Regions from separate parts of the Homo sapiens genome. Here all the other regions are linked to region 1. The links are chromatin contacts, found by Hi-C or POLR2A ChIA-PET in ENCODE. All regions are on one chromosome and are shown on one strand. Each heading gives the region's core, a stretch centred on a gene start or an enhancer-like site at or near the end of the contact. The rest is flanking DNA. Distances are from core to core; before and after follow the strand shown.

Region 1 (4,281 bases), core at 168-2,667:
GCTTTCAAGATGGAGAAAGGGACCATAGCCATTCTCAAATTTCATGTTTCAGAGTATGGACAAGAGATAGGATTTGATTCAAGATTCAGAAAGAAGAAAATGTTTCAATTATGAGACCATTGCATGCAAGTCTAAGAAACATTATACATCAACTTCTTTGAAGTATCTCCTGGAACAGTGTTTGGAAAAGACAAAATACTAGACAGGACATAAAAATTATTGTATTTCCATTGCTCTAATTTTTTTTGAACTGTCATTTCTGCAGCACACTAAAATGTGATTTAGACACCATTTAGTAGCTTTTCTTTTTTGTAATGTATTCCTTCAGAATCTTCACTCCTCTTTCTTGGATTGTAACTCTTTGACTAGGTAAACTTGTGCTTCCGAGAGTTCTTTATGAAGGGCCAGGGACAGTGGCTCAGTCCTGTAATTCCAGCACTTTGGGAGGCCAAGATGGGAGGATCGCTTGAGACCAGGAGTTCAAGACTAACCTTGCCAACACAGCAAGACCCTATCATGTCTATTAAAAAAAATAAGAAAGAGTTCTTTATGAAACATAATGATTTCCTTTAATAAGAAATACTTTGTAAAGTAGAAGGCATAAAAGTCTTCCCAATTTATGTGTTTAAAAAATTATTAAAGGACACTATATCTTTTTATTTCCAAGATAATTTGTATAGATCAAATTCTATACATGATTTTGGAGACTCCATTTAATTGTGAAATCTGTATTATTGTAAATGCTCCCTTTAAATTGCCAAGGACAGTATATTACTAAAACCCCCCTTTTTTTCCTTATAGTCATATAGATGTGCTGCTCTATAACTAGATTTGGAAAAATGTTACAATTCTTCCTCTTCTGGAAAAAAAGTATTTTCCTTTATTATCCTTTAGTGTCTAAAAATAGGCTGGAATTAAATGTCATGTACCTTTGGAATTCATTTTATAAATACACTTGGTAACTAGGAAACTCACATTGTCATTATTTATAATCTAGGAATTCTTTCCATGGTAACTGTTAGAAGGTCACAATTATTGAGTCACAACAGTGGCTAAGAGGCTATTTAAGAATTCACCAAAATAAGGCGATTGACAGGAGGAGGTAATGTCTGCTTTTCTGATCACCCAAATTAACGAGGTGAGGTCTTACGTTGAAGCAGTGGCTGCATCTTCAGTTCAGTTACATCTTTCCTGCCATGGCCCTTCTTTCAGCCAAGCAATCATGCCAGCATTACCAACCTTTTCTCTCACAGCCCTTGGAGACTCAGTGCCATGAACTTGGATACCATTTATAGTGTTTTCTCTGTCTTGTGACATCATGTGTAGGTTGATTATATTGGCACACAATAGGGTTTCCAAAGCCCAGGATTCAGCTGAGAAGTGGGAGGCAGCCTCTGTCTGGGACTGAGTCTCACACAAGCTCACAGAAAGCTCTCACCGTGTCCCAGAGCCATGCTTGGGGGAGCCTGGGAACAGGCTTGCAGGAGCAGGTCCTTGGTAGCCACCTCTTACTAAGTCTCACAGCAGTGGAGGTTGGCTCTTAAGCAGCCACATAAATATACTTGAAACACCTTCATTTGTTCATTATAATAAACAAGACCTCCTGTCACTAAGCCGGACATCTTATTAATACGTACAGTGCCAGCCTCTGCCCTAACACCTCCAAGACATTGAGAGAATGTTGAATGGACTATGTGGTAATAGAGACAGCAGCTTAATGGAGGCCAGATACCCAAACATGAGCTAAGAGTTTGGCTTTACTCATTATCAGATCTGTGAAACAGGATGTGACCCCAGATTTTAAAGAGTATTTTGCAGTAGTATGCAGAAACATTGGTGTAATCAAACATACACACATATGTAATGTGAATTAAGCATTTTGAGAGTAAAAGTCGTTAAACCTGTAATCAATGCCAAAAAAACCCGTACAACTTCAGAAACATTTCTTGGGGTGAATTACATGGCCCATGAGCTTCTTGCTTAGATTAACTCACCATAATTCAATAGCATCAGCAGTAGCTACCAGGCCCAGCTTGACCCCACTACAGTTTATTATTTAAAGGATACGAATAAGCAGTTCAAACATACACCAATATGAAGAAAAAGAAAGAAGCATAATCTCATGCATAATTAAATCACAAATCGAAATGAGATGCTATTTTTTAAAACCTATCAGATTGGCAAAGATTGGAAAGTTGATCTTTCACACTGTGCACAGGATGTGGGCCAACAGATGGTCTCATTTGCTGTTGGTGTGAGTGTAAGTTGGTGGAATCTCTTTGGAGAGCATTTTTCCAATGTCTGTCAAAATGCAATGCATATTTACTTTGGTCTTCCAATTTTACTTTGGGAAATTTACCTTACAGGTATATTACTATGTCTACATGAAGGCCTGCACCGAATTTTCCTTGTAGCATTATTTAAAATACTGAAAGAAACTGAAAACAGCATAAATGTCCATCAATAGGTGTACTAATCTGTTTTCATGCTGCTGACAAAGACATGCCCAAGAGTGGGAAGAACAATAGGTGTAATGGACTTACAGTTCCACGTGGCTGGGGAGGTCTCACAATCATGGCAGAAGGTAAAAGGCACTTCTTACATGGTGGCGGCAAGAAAGAATGAGAGCTTGTGCAGGGAAACTCCCGTTTTTAAAACCATCAGATCTTGTGAGACTTATTCACTATCATGAGAACAGTTGGGAAAGACCTGACCCCATGATTCAATTACCTCATGCTGGGTCCCTCCCACAACAAATGGGAATTCAATATGAGATTTCAGTGGGGACACAACCAAACCATATCAATGGGAAACTTATTAATTAAATTATGGTGCATGTAGAAAGAATAATTTATAGGTTTTTTTAAAATGTGATAGCTACATTTGTGCTAATATAAAAATTTATTCAGTATATTTTGTTACTTTTTAAAAATTGCACAAGAATGCAAAAATATATTTCCATTTGTATGAAAAAAAAGCAGAAAAACTGCACATTTGAATGTTTAGAACTAGAAAATTTTGAAACATACAGAAGAAAACTATTAATTTTTTTTCTTTCTAAAGATGATGAGTATTGATCCAGAAGAAAAATTTCTGTTTCATTATAGTTCTGCTTTACTCCTTGGGAAAAAATGTACAGTTTACATGTATTTATTTTCATTATAATTAGAAAGTAATTATTAAAAATTGCCTATTTACTGTTGAAGCAAGCCAGGGTATAACTGAAAGACTAGCACAAATAGGAGACAAATTTCAAAAACTGTACATCTTGACTCAGCATTATTACTTTCAATAGATAAAGAAAATTATTTGAGGTGTCTGTAGAGATACAGCTATAGAGCTATATGTATGTCCACTGAAGATTTACTTTTTATGACAAATTCATTTTACAAAAAAACAAGAAGATAACTTTTGAATGTGATAAAGTAACTGGTACCAGACTAGCCCCCTTGGTGTAAGTAACTACAAAACTACACAAAATATAGGAAGCAACTATTTTCAGGTGTCAGACAAGAAGCAGAGGATTGTGTTCCTGGAGAGAAGAGAAATGCACACAGTTTGCCCCATAATCCTCCCGGTGTTCTGCTATAGGCCCTTTGTGGACCAAGAGGCAGGAATGTGGAGCCCAAGTGAGGCAGGATTGGAGGCTTCTGGAGTGGCTGGAATTCTAGTGCAGCACGCTGGAGAGGAGAAAGCTGTGCAGTGAAGAGACAAAAAAAAAAATGTGCAGGGTTTTCTCAAGTCTTTAGCCAAGTGCTAAGCTGTGCATGTGTAGGTAGGGTGGAATCCCTGGGGCCTGGAAAAGCACAGCTCTGGGAAGTTGTAAGCTGCAGGGGATGCTGGCACCACAGGGTGCTGGAAGACGGAAATTCCAGCCAGCCAGAGAGAAGATACCTCCCAGAATATCCAGGGCATTTAATCACAACCCAAGAGAGACCACATTTTAGGAGATGGGCTACTCTAGTTCTACCCAAACAAATTTCAGAGCAAAGAGTAAAAGGACAAAGGCACTAGGAAATATCAAAAATTAGGGATTTGGCTGCACCAGTTATGGTTATTCATATAACATATTACTAGAAAAACATTAAAAAATTATACTAAATAAATGTGTGTGTGTGTGGAGAGAGAAAGATCTAGAAAGATATAATCTGAAATGCTAATAATATTTATATACATATTTTCTATACAATCACATATAAGAAATTTCAAAAAACACTCCTTTTTTGCTTTAGGGTCTTCAAAAATGTTATTATTTCTTCTTGGAATGTTGTGTCCTCATTA
Region 2 (4,236 bases), core at 723-3,222, 270 kb after region 1:
ATACTATAACCTACGAAATTCTAGATTTGAGTCCTGGGAACTGCCACAAAGCTCCCTCAAGGGCCAGTGTGTGGAATTCCATGATGTCGTATCTCACAGCCAGTTTTATTCATGCCCAGTGCTTGGGAAGTGCAAAGGAACACAGCCCCATGCACAGCGCAGCAAATGTCCCAGCTTTTGCTAGTTTCAAACATTTTATGTAAAATTAATTTTCACTACTTTTATATAAAGCCATTATAGTTTTCAAATTAATAAAGTTATAATGCAGTACAACATCAACTATATTTTCTATATTTTTTTTACATAAACAACCACCGTATATTAAGGCTCCAGCCCTATCAGAAAATGTTTTGCATCTATTTTGAGAACAAATGAAGAGTTTGTACACTTAGTGAAAAAAATACTTGTTTGGATGTAAAACTTTATAGATAGTAACAATAAAATTAAATGTGTATATTAGTCAAAATTCTGATTTCTAAGCAAAGAAAACTAACCTTGGACATCTCAGGCAGGTAGAGGCTTCATTGGAAGGCTAAGGAAGGACATGAACTTCGACAAAAAGGTCTGGCGAGTGGGTGAGGTGGATTCAGGGGCTGATGGCTGGCGTGCTCTGAGCAAAGTTCTTCTCCGACTAATATTCTTCTGCTGGTGCTGCATGGAGCCACTACTGCCCAATGTCACCCCATGGAGCCAGGTCAATTGTTGTCCCTTCCATTATATGTCCCTCACTCTGCATCCATCGTAGGTAGGTTAACTGAGCCCATCTTACATGTGTTTGTCCAGCTGTCAAAGCAGGGGAGGAAGAGGGAGTCCCTTCCCTTGTATTTTCATCGTGGTAGGTGCGAAACTGAAATGTGAGACTGGCAGGAAAAAGCCAAATCACAAATGTCCATTATGGCTACTGAAGACTTTTATTTTTGAACCAAAAATTCTTTATGTTTTATGAAACAGGCCAGGTGCAGTGGCTCCCGCCTGTAATCCCAGCACTTTGGGAGGCCGAGGCGGACGGATCACTGAGGTCAGGAGTTTGAGACCAGCCTGACCAACATGATGAAACTCCATCTCTACTAAAAATACAAAATTAGCTGGGTGTGGTGGTGCACACCTGTAATCCCAGCTACTTGGGAGGCTGAGATAGGAGAATCACTTGAACCGGGAGGTGGAGGTTGCAGTGAGCTGAGATCATCCCATTGCACTCCAGCCTGGGCAACAAGAGTTAAACTCTGTCTCAAAAAAAAAAATAAAATAAAATAAATAAATAAATAAATTTTATGAAACAGTTGAATGACTCCTGCATTTCTTTTAATGGGTTATGATAAGTTCATTCTCAGAAACGGAACATATGATCTTGATTTCCATTCAAACTGTGGACTCAGTGAATTTTCCATATGATCTTTGGCAAATCACTGACTCTATTTTCTCTTTTCTTTATCTACCATAACGCCCAGACATTTTATCTTCCTTGAAGGGAGTTTATTAAAACTGCTGATGAGGCTAATGAAAATATAGACATCCTTAAAGAGAAATTTCATTTTTGGTCACCATTTAATTTTACTGCTACGTGCCCAATCTGTCCAGGACTGGATTTTATAGAATTTCTATTTAATTGCATTAGTAGAAAAGCTAAAAAGCTGGTTCCCTGCATGTGTCCATACTTCTTGTATAAATGTCACATGAGCAATAAATTCTGAAAGCCATTCAACACATAGTTTCACATAACTCTTACAGCTTCTCACCAGTAAGGAATCTGTCTCATCACGTGAGTGCCCACAATTTGCATGGAAGAAAATAAGCATGGTTTTCAGTTTCCTTGAGAAAAAGAATGTGCCCCAAGATGACTGGCAGTTCCTGCCTCATCAGGGATGTCTGCATTTGAAAACAAGGCCTCTTTGAAATCTGAGAATGGAAAATGATTCCCGATGACCTTTCTCATCTCTCTTTGATTCTTAGCCAAACACAGAGGAAAAGTCACAAAGCACCCTACTATATACACCGTCTTTCAAATGACTCCCTTTGTCTAAGAACCACATTGCAGGGGCAGGCCTGGAAAGGATGTCAGATGGCCTAGCATTGTGTTGTAATGTACAGGGGGCAGGCCTGGAAAGGATGTCAGATGGCCCAGCGTTGTGTTGTAATGTACAGGAGTCAGGCCTCCAATACAAAAATCAAACCAGTGTTCATGACCAGGAGGTTCCCCTGTGCATGATCTCAGAGGAAGCATCTGTGATGCTTACAAGGTAAAGTAGATGCATCTCTAAGGAATAGAGGGAAGATTAGGACAATCTATTATTGCAACCAATCAGCATTTTCTTTCTATTTCAGTGCCTGGATATCAGTGCAAGTGATTTCAGAAGATTGCCTACTGTAAGATTTATTCTTAAGATTCAAACTATTGATTTTTCTCACTACCTCATCAGTGTTATTTAGAAAAATCTCAGCTGATAATATGGCCATGCCTCTATAATGCTAAATATTCCAAGGAAAGCTGATCATTAGCTGTATAGTTGATTTCGTGGAAACATCTGGATACTTGGCTGAGGTTATTTTAGACTTTTATGTAGATGTTTGACATAAAAATTGTGCTGTAACTTTAGATAAAATGAGAATCCTGTTGCTAAAGCAATAGTCTGTTAATATATTGATAACAAAGTCTCTCTAATGGGTGGTTTGTGCATCACCTTGAATGCAACATTATATATTTTAAAGACAATTATTTAAAGTATATTTTAAAATTCAACATAAAAGGAAAATAAAACAGTACATTCTATAATATAAATTCTTTCACTTTCTAGAAGCACAAATGGGTTCTTTTTTTCTTCTTCTTGAAGTGATAATCTTGTTTATTTTGGTGAAATTGTTAGGAAGAGACACATAAAACATTTACATGCAATCAGTAATGCACCTCCAAACAGTTTTGTGGACTGCAATCTCATTTTGATTTTACCATGTTCTCATCATATGTCATATTTTAAATGAATGTGAATTACATGGAAATGAATGTCATAACTGAGATAAGATGCATGCCATGAAACCACAGGTGGTTCAAGCATTTTATTCCCAGGTGTGGTCACTAAGAGTCATCCTATTTTAGCCAAGGTCAAATGCATAGCAACTTCATTCAGCAGATTTAATATCATCTTCACCCGAGAATAATTTTAAAGTACCACAATATAAATTAAATCTACAATATTTCATTTAAAACTATTATGTTTTAGTTGTTTTGGACATTATTCCTTATTTTGGAAACAAGCAGAAAATTGCAGTCAGCTGAGGTGGAGAGAGAAGACCATTCAGCTGAAGGAGTGCAGGGCAGAGGTGAGAACAGCTGAGCCCTCCAGTCCACACAGAGCATCTATTGGTAACAAGTTAATGAATGCCTTGTCATAACTTAATTCCATTTGTCACTGCACATGTGAACAGACAGACATCATTACCTGAGTGGTGTGACTGTCCCTGTGTCTTTGAAATGTCGAAGTCCCTGTGCCACTTATAGACAACCGTGAGTATCCATCTTCTTCAGGTAAACCTATTGAGGTCAACACAAATCGGGAGTTAAGCAGTGTCTCCTTGTTCCAAATAAAGTAAGTCATGCACTCATTACAATAAACTAGAATTGTTATCTTTTATGAATTGAAATGATGATCCTTAAACACAAACTAAATACTAAATTTTGCAATGAAACATGGGCATGCACAGTATTGTGGCAGCTTCATTTAGGAAAAGAGGGCATATCCTGCCAAAGGAGATACAATGATAATAAGGAGATATGTGATAATAGCACAAAAGTGAGCAGATAAGTATTGGAGGGGAGAAGGGAAACTTCTAGAGACTGAAAAGGTTTGAAGAAGCATACGGGGTCAGTGACGGGCCCACTGAGTCACTAGGGTGACTGCAGACAGCAGAATGTGGCTGCCATTCATAGGATTGCAGGGAGACGAGGAAGGGATTGAAAATCAGAGCATAACTAAGCCTGTGTGTCTGATGAATTCCACTGGCTGTAGTTCATTTTGTGCACAAGGAAGCAAAGAGATTGGCTGAATTTCCATGAGGAAAAGGTGGGGAGAGCTGCCGATTCACAACACACCAATTCATGAGCAACCATGCAGAGTAACTTGTAGGTTTATGAAACTTTACATGTCCCTCAACAACGCGAAGTTACTATGAGGCACCAAATGATTTGATTAATTATCCTTTATGATCAAAGCAGTTTCCCAGCCTCTGCACTATTGGAATTTT
Region 3 (4,459 bases), core at 1,899-4,398, 300 kb after region 1:
GAGCCCGGCTCACAGATGGCACTCAATTAATATTTGTTGAAAAAGAAAAAAGATGAATGAACAATAAATTAGTTTTAATAATGTTGCTATAGAAATTCTCTTTCTGAAAGGAGCTACACTTTCCATACCTGTAAAATAGCTTGCACATTTACTAAATGAAAATTTTATGCAAATAAGTACAGTAAAGCCACGCACCACAATGATCATTTTTCCCCATTCACACAAGATTGACAACTTACGGAAGCACTTTCAGTGTTAATCCACCTTTGAGTGCTGATCTTTACTTATTTAAAATTATAAGATAAGGAAAATATCTCATTGCATGAGGTGAATATTTTCTTTTATGCAATGGAGTGGAGCTGTTTGTTTTCTACCTAAGCTTGTTAACTTATGAGAGAAAGGACCTATGGTTGTTTGAAACTGATTCCTGACCCATGGTTTGAGAATTCAAAGACACAAGGTCCATACATAGTTTTTTAAAATTGTACTTTACATTGCTTTACAATCTGTAATATCAGGAGATAAAAATCAATTTGATGAATGTTGGCATGCTTTGGCTGTGCTGAGTGTGACTCTGGAATCCTGGTGACTGGAGTGGGCACAGTGGGTTGACCCGTAGTTACGTGAAGGGGCTTCCATGCACCCCTATCTTCCCCAGGCCTCTTCCAAGGCCGAGGGAGGGACTCAAGCAATGTACAAACAGTTAACATTTGTAATACTTTGTAAACGTATACTTTGATTTATTTTCTCATTTTGAATAAATGTCCACTTAACTCTCTAAATGTTCATTTTTCATCTTTATTATTATTTTTTTAAAAAAGCTCACCTTTCCCCAATTGCATATGCTTCAATCTCTGGACAAAAACCAAAATGGGTCTCAGGCATAGAGCCTCTAGCCATAATCTACATGATGAAATCTTTACCTTTGAGTAATTCACAGGCGGGAGGAGAAATAGGTGTGAGGTCACTGGATGAGACTACAAAGGCAACGTCACCTCCGGCTCACCTTGGAAATGTTTTATGGGAAAAGTCCAACTCCTCAGACAGTAACAAGACTGTTTTATAAGTTTGCCATGACAGGAGAGGTATGAATAAGTTAACATCAGGGATGTGTCTGGGAGAGGAGACACAGGAAGGATTTTGTGGAGGGAGGGGGAGGTAGGATGGAAGGCGAGAAGAGGAACTTCTCTTAAGGAAGAATGCAAAAACTCTGCAAGAGTGGAGAGACGTTTCTTAGTGGGGAGAGAGAAATGTCCTTGAATAATTCTGGGAGAGCTGGAGAAAGACAGGGAGCATAATGGGAGTTAAGATGAGTCCTTGCTCCAAACCAAGAGTGACAAGAAACCTGGCAGAACGGACAGCACGTGGTTCAGCCCTGGGAAGGCAAAGAGATGCCCTGGAGCGCAGTGGCCACTCTGGGGAACATGAGAGCTGAATGAAGAAGAAAGGAAGAGGGGTGGACCATGAGCAAACTATATTCCTCCCCCAAGCTAGGGAGCTCTCCACTGATTCAACAGGTATTCACGTCCTACAAGGTCCAAACCTGGTGCTAAGATTTACTTTAGAACTTAAAGAAATATTCGTCCGAAAGAAACAATCCATTGAGTGCTCACATTTTAGAGGGGTTATGGAGCACGGCAGATGACAAGAATTTATGACGACCGGGTAAGTGCAAGAAGAAAAGGGACTACATCTATCCTGAGGGGTATAGAAGAATGAAGAATCTGACGCATCACTGTGGGACTCGCATCCTGCTCAGCTGAGCTAATTTTGACGGTTTTATTCACTTGTTAAAGCCTTTGACACTTATAATGCCAACCCATGTGACAGGGACATCCAGGGTGCATTCTAAGGGGTGCTTTTCCCCAGGCTTCTCTGTGGTGACTCAGCTCTAAGGGGGACTGTCTTCAAGGTGCCTTCAAGGCATGTGTTAAGGTTGCAAAGGGCCAGGGGGCTGGGATGGGAGCTCTGCAAAATGCTCTAGGAATTCTTAGGAGAGGTCAGAGTGGGCTGGAGCAGCCAGGTGAGCCTTTGTTGTGTAGGCAGGAGGAAGAAGCAGTGGATTTTGAGTTGAGGACGGAATGTGGAGAGGGGGAGGGAAAAGGAAGGGAATGCCGCAGAGGCAGAGCTGACTGCACTCGTGAGGGAGGGGAGGCTGGCTCTGCCCACACCTCCGCACCGGGAAGTGGGAGCAGAGAGCTTTGGAGTCTATGAGCATCACAGGACTGGGTTCCAGCAAGTATTTTGAGCAAGGGCATGCTGTGAAGAATAAGGTTTTTTTTTTTTTTTTTTTTTTTTTTTGTAAATACTAATCTAGCAAAGAAAGTATACAGCTGAATGGACCTTGAGGAGAGATTAGAAGTAGAAAGAGAGTCAGGGGAGAGGCTGGGGAAGCAGAAGGAGGAGTGGAAAGGCAGGAGGAAGCTGAGTTCAATCCCACTGAGCGGGAGAACTGGGACCTGATGGGGACCACAGCTGGGGCGTGGTTCAGAGCAGCAGCTCCCACCTGAAGAGCAGGGTGCATCTGGGGTTGTACTTGTTGACTTTGAAGTGACAGCCGCAGGCCTGAGGATTAAATTGAGTGGCAATTTTTTGAAGAAGAGAATTTATTAGGACTGGAAAGGAAACAGCTAGGAGAGACTTAAAAATCTCTCAGGAAGGAGAAATTTTCAAGGAAGAGACACTCTCGAGTGTGAGGAGGTAGCAGGAGGGGACGCCCAGGTGACTGCCGTGCAGGAGGGCAGATGTGGGCGTGCAGGAGGGCAGATGTGGGCTTGCAGGAGGGGCTGCAGGCCAGGAGCCTTGGCAGAGGGCAGGACTGTGTGGCACGCAGGGCGGCTGACAGCGTCAGTGCTGGGGAAAGGCCAGGAAGCAGGGGAGAGAAAGGAGCCATGGAATGTTTCCCCAACAAGATGCTGAAAACACCACTTTTCTCTTAGGTACCTGCGCTAGAGATCAGATTAGAGTGTATTTTAGAATCCTATGAGATGGGATCCGGGTTTCAGTAACGCAGGAGAAAAACAAACTATAGCTGTTTGGCTGACTTAATACTGAGAGTGCTATGTAAGGCATAAAAAATGTGAAAATACATTTTAAACTCATTACTCATACTGGCTATAACTCATTCTGAAACTCTATAGGAAAATTCCTCTTCAGAAAGGCTATTGCATGAAGGGAATGTGCTTGTTTTTTCCTACTTGGCATTAAGGAAAAGTACAAATGCAGAGAGAGGTGCCTGGCAGGCTCCCACCACTTCTCAAGTTCTCGTTTGTAAAATTTAGAAGTCGCAGCTCGACAGCGCTTGCAGATACACATAGATGGTGCGTAATTAAATTTGGATACAAGCACTTCGACCTGAAATTGGCGTCTAGCTTGTGTTAAACCAAATCTAGTTTGTGTTACACAGGGCAACTCCTTTTAAATCTCTAAAATATAGATTTCTCTGAAACCCTGTATTACTGCACATGAGGAAGAAATGCAAACAGGGCTTTGACACCCCTCTCAAGTCGACCTGCATCCTACTTTATAAGCTTCTAGGAAGTGATTTGTTTTCTTTTACATAATATGTTTTTTCTTTTACATGATAGAATTTTCTTTCCTTTCCATGATAGCATAATCCAAATATTTGTGTTATTGCCTCTCAGAAAGACGAATTTCAGATGTAAAGAACCACAGAGGCTAATCTGAAACTCAAGAAGAGAGAGTTCAGTGGAGATGGGTGGATGTGAGGAGAGTGGAGACTGCTACAGGGGAAATGTGTTAAACTCATGGAGGTGACACACTGCAATTATGCATGTTTTGAACAGCACAATTCTAATTGCCTTTTGAAAACGTGCAACAGATTTTATCATCCCTTTGTGAATGCTTGCAGAAATATATCAAGAGAGGGCGTCTGAGTCTAGTGGTGATGGAGATCTGGGAAGAGAACTGGGTTCCCAGGCAGTTACTCTTGTGACACAGCTGTTACCCACACTATGTGGACAGGTCATATTTCTATAAGCATTGATTACTTAAGAAACAGAAAAATACATCACTGCAGACCTTGGAAAGGTTGCGTGTGCTGAGAAACTGGATTTGCCCGGCCCTCTACTGACTTTAAATGTCTCGGGCTGGGCTCCCGACATTCCTTCCTACTTGTTAATAACCCCTTATGAAATCACCACCCTGGAGTAGATCGAAATTCCTCTTGAACTTATGTTTTAAGCATTCTTCTCTGGTAGCGAGTGCCGCAGATACTTATCCTCCAGGTTAAGCGGGGAGGAATGGAAATGTCTGCTCCTCCTTCACTCCTAACTCTTGTCACCCACCCCCCCGCCAAGTCGAAGGAGATGGTTTGTGCTAGAAAACACCAACTGAAGTAGGAAACAGAGCGATGTCTTCAACAACATATGTGCTGAGCAAGGGAAGAATGCATTGATAGTAAAGCTAAAAAATGACTGTCAGTATAAATAAGGTTTTC

The links. A loop is a pair of places that touch in the nucleus more often than their neighbours do. ChIA-PET counts read pairs that join two places held with the same protein, here RNA polymerase II (POLR2A). Pooled maps may share reads with other maps.
Region 2: a map of chondrocyte shows a loop between it and region 1 (3-fold over the local background). The contact joins two enhancer-like sites. A Hi-C loop is called at or near these places in 1 of 168 maps with a recorded cell type or tissue (chondrocyte). POLR2A ChIA-PET finds 5 or more read pairs at or near these places in 1 of 52 experiments (PC-9).
Region 3: a map of chondrocyte shows a loop between it and region 1 (5-fold over the local background). The contact joins two enhancer-like sites. A Hi-C loop is called at or near these places in 5 of 168 maps with a recorded cell type or tissue (aorta, ascending aorta, chondrocyte and 1 more) and 6 of 50 pooled maps. POLR2A ChIA-PET finds 5 or more read pairs at or near these places in 1 of 52 experiments (WTC11).

The regions. Positions count from the first base shown.
Region 1 is chr13:109,451,452-109,455,732 of GRCh38, reverse strand. No RefSeq gene overlaps it. Among named protein-coding and RNA genes, the nearest start is that of LINC00399, 53 kb to the right of the region's middle. RefSeq lists an enhancer at 805-1,080. Within about 2 kb of position 1,417, at least 2 of the 41 ENCODE cell types and tissues checked have a DNase peak (open chromatin) inside an H3K27ac peak, as active enhancers do; they include ascending aorta, where a contact is called at or near this core.
Region 2 is chr13:109,178,832-109,183,067 of GRCh38, reverse strand. MYO16 (myosin XVI) reads right to left here. Exons shown (of 35, transcript NM_001198950.3): 34 at 3,435-3,526. LOC124903207 (a long non-coding RNA gene) reads left to right here. Exons shown (of 2, transcript XR_007063864.1): 2 at 1-1,279. Among named protein-coding and RNA genes, the nearest start is that of MYO16-AS1, 14 kb to the right of the region's middle. Within about 2 kb of position 1,972, at least 2 of the 41 ENCODE cell types and tissues checked have a DNase peak (open chromatin) inside an H3K27ac peak, as active enhancers do.
Region 3 is chr13:109,155,085-109,159,543 of GRCh38, reverse strand. The region is part of intron 32 of MYO16 (myosin XVI); the gene reads right to left. All of the region lies in intron 1 of LOC105370356 (a long non-coding RNA gene), which reads left to right. Among named protein-coding and RNA genes, the nearest start is that of MYO16-AS1, 10 kb to the left of the region's middle. RefSeq lists enhancers at 1-195, 2,186-2,735, 2,736-3,286, 2,694-3,893. Within about 2 kb of position 3,148, at least 15 of the 41 ENCODE cell types and tissues checked have a DNase peak (open chromatin) inside an H3K27ac peak, as active enhancers do; they include ascending aorta, where a contact is called at or near this core.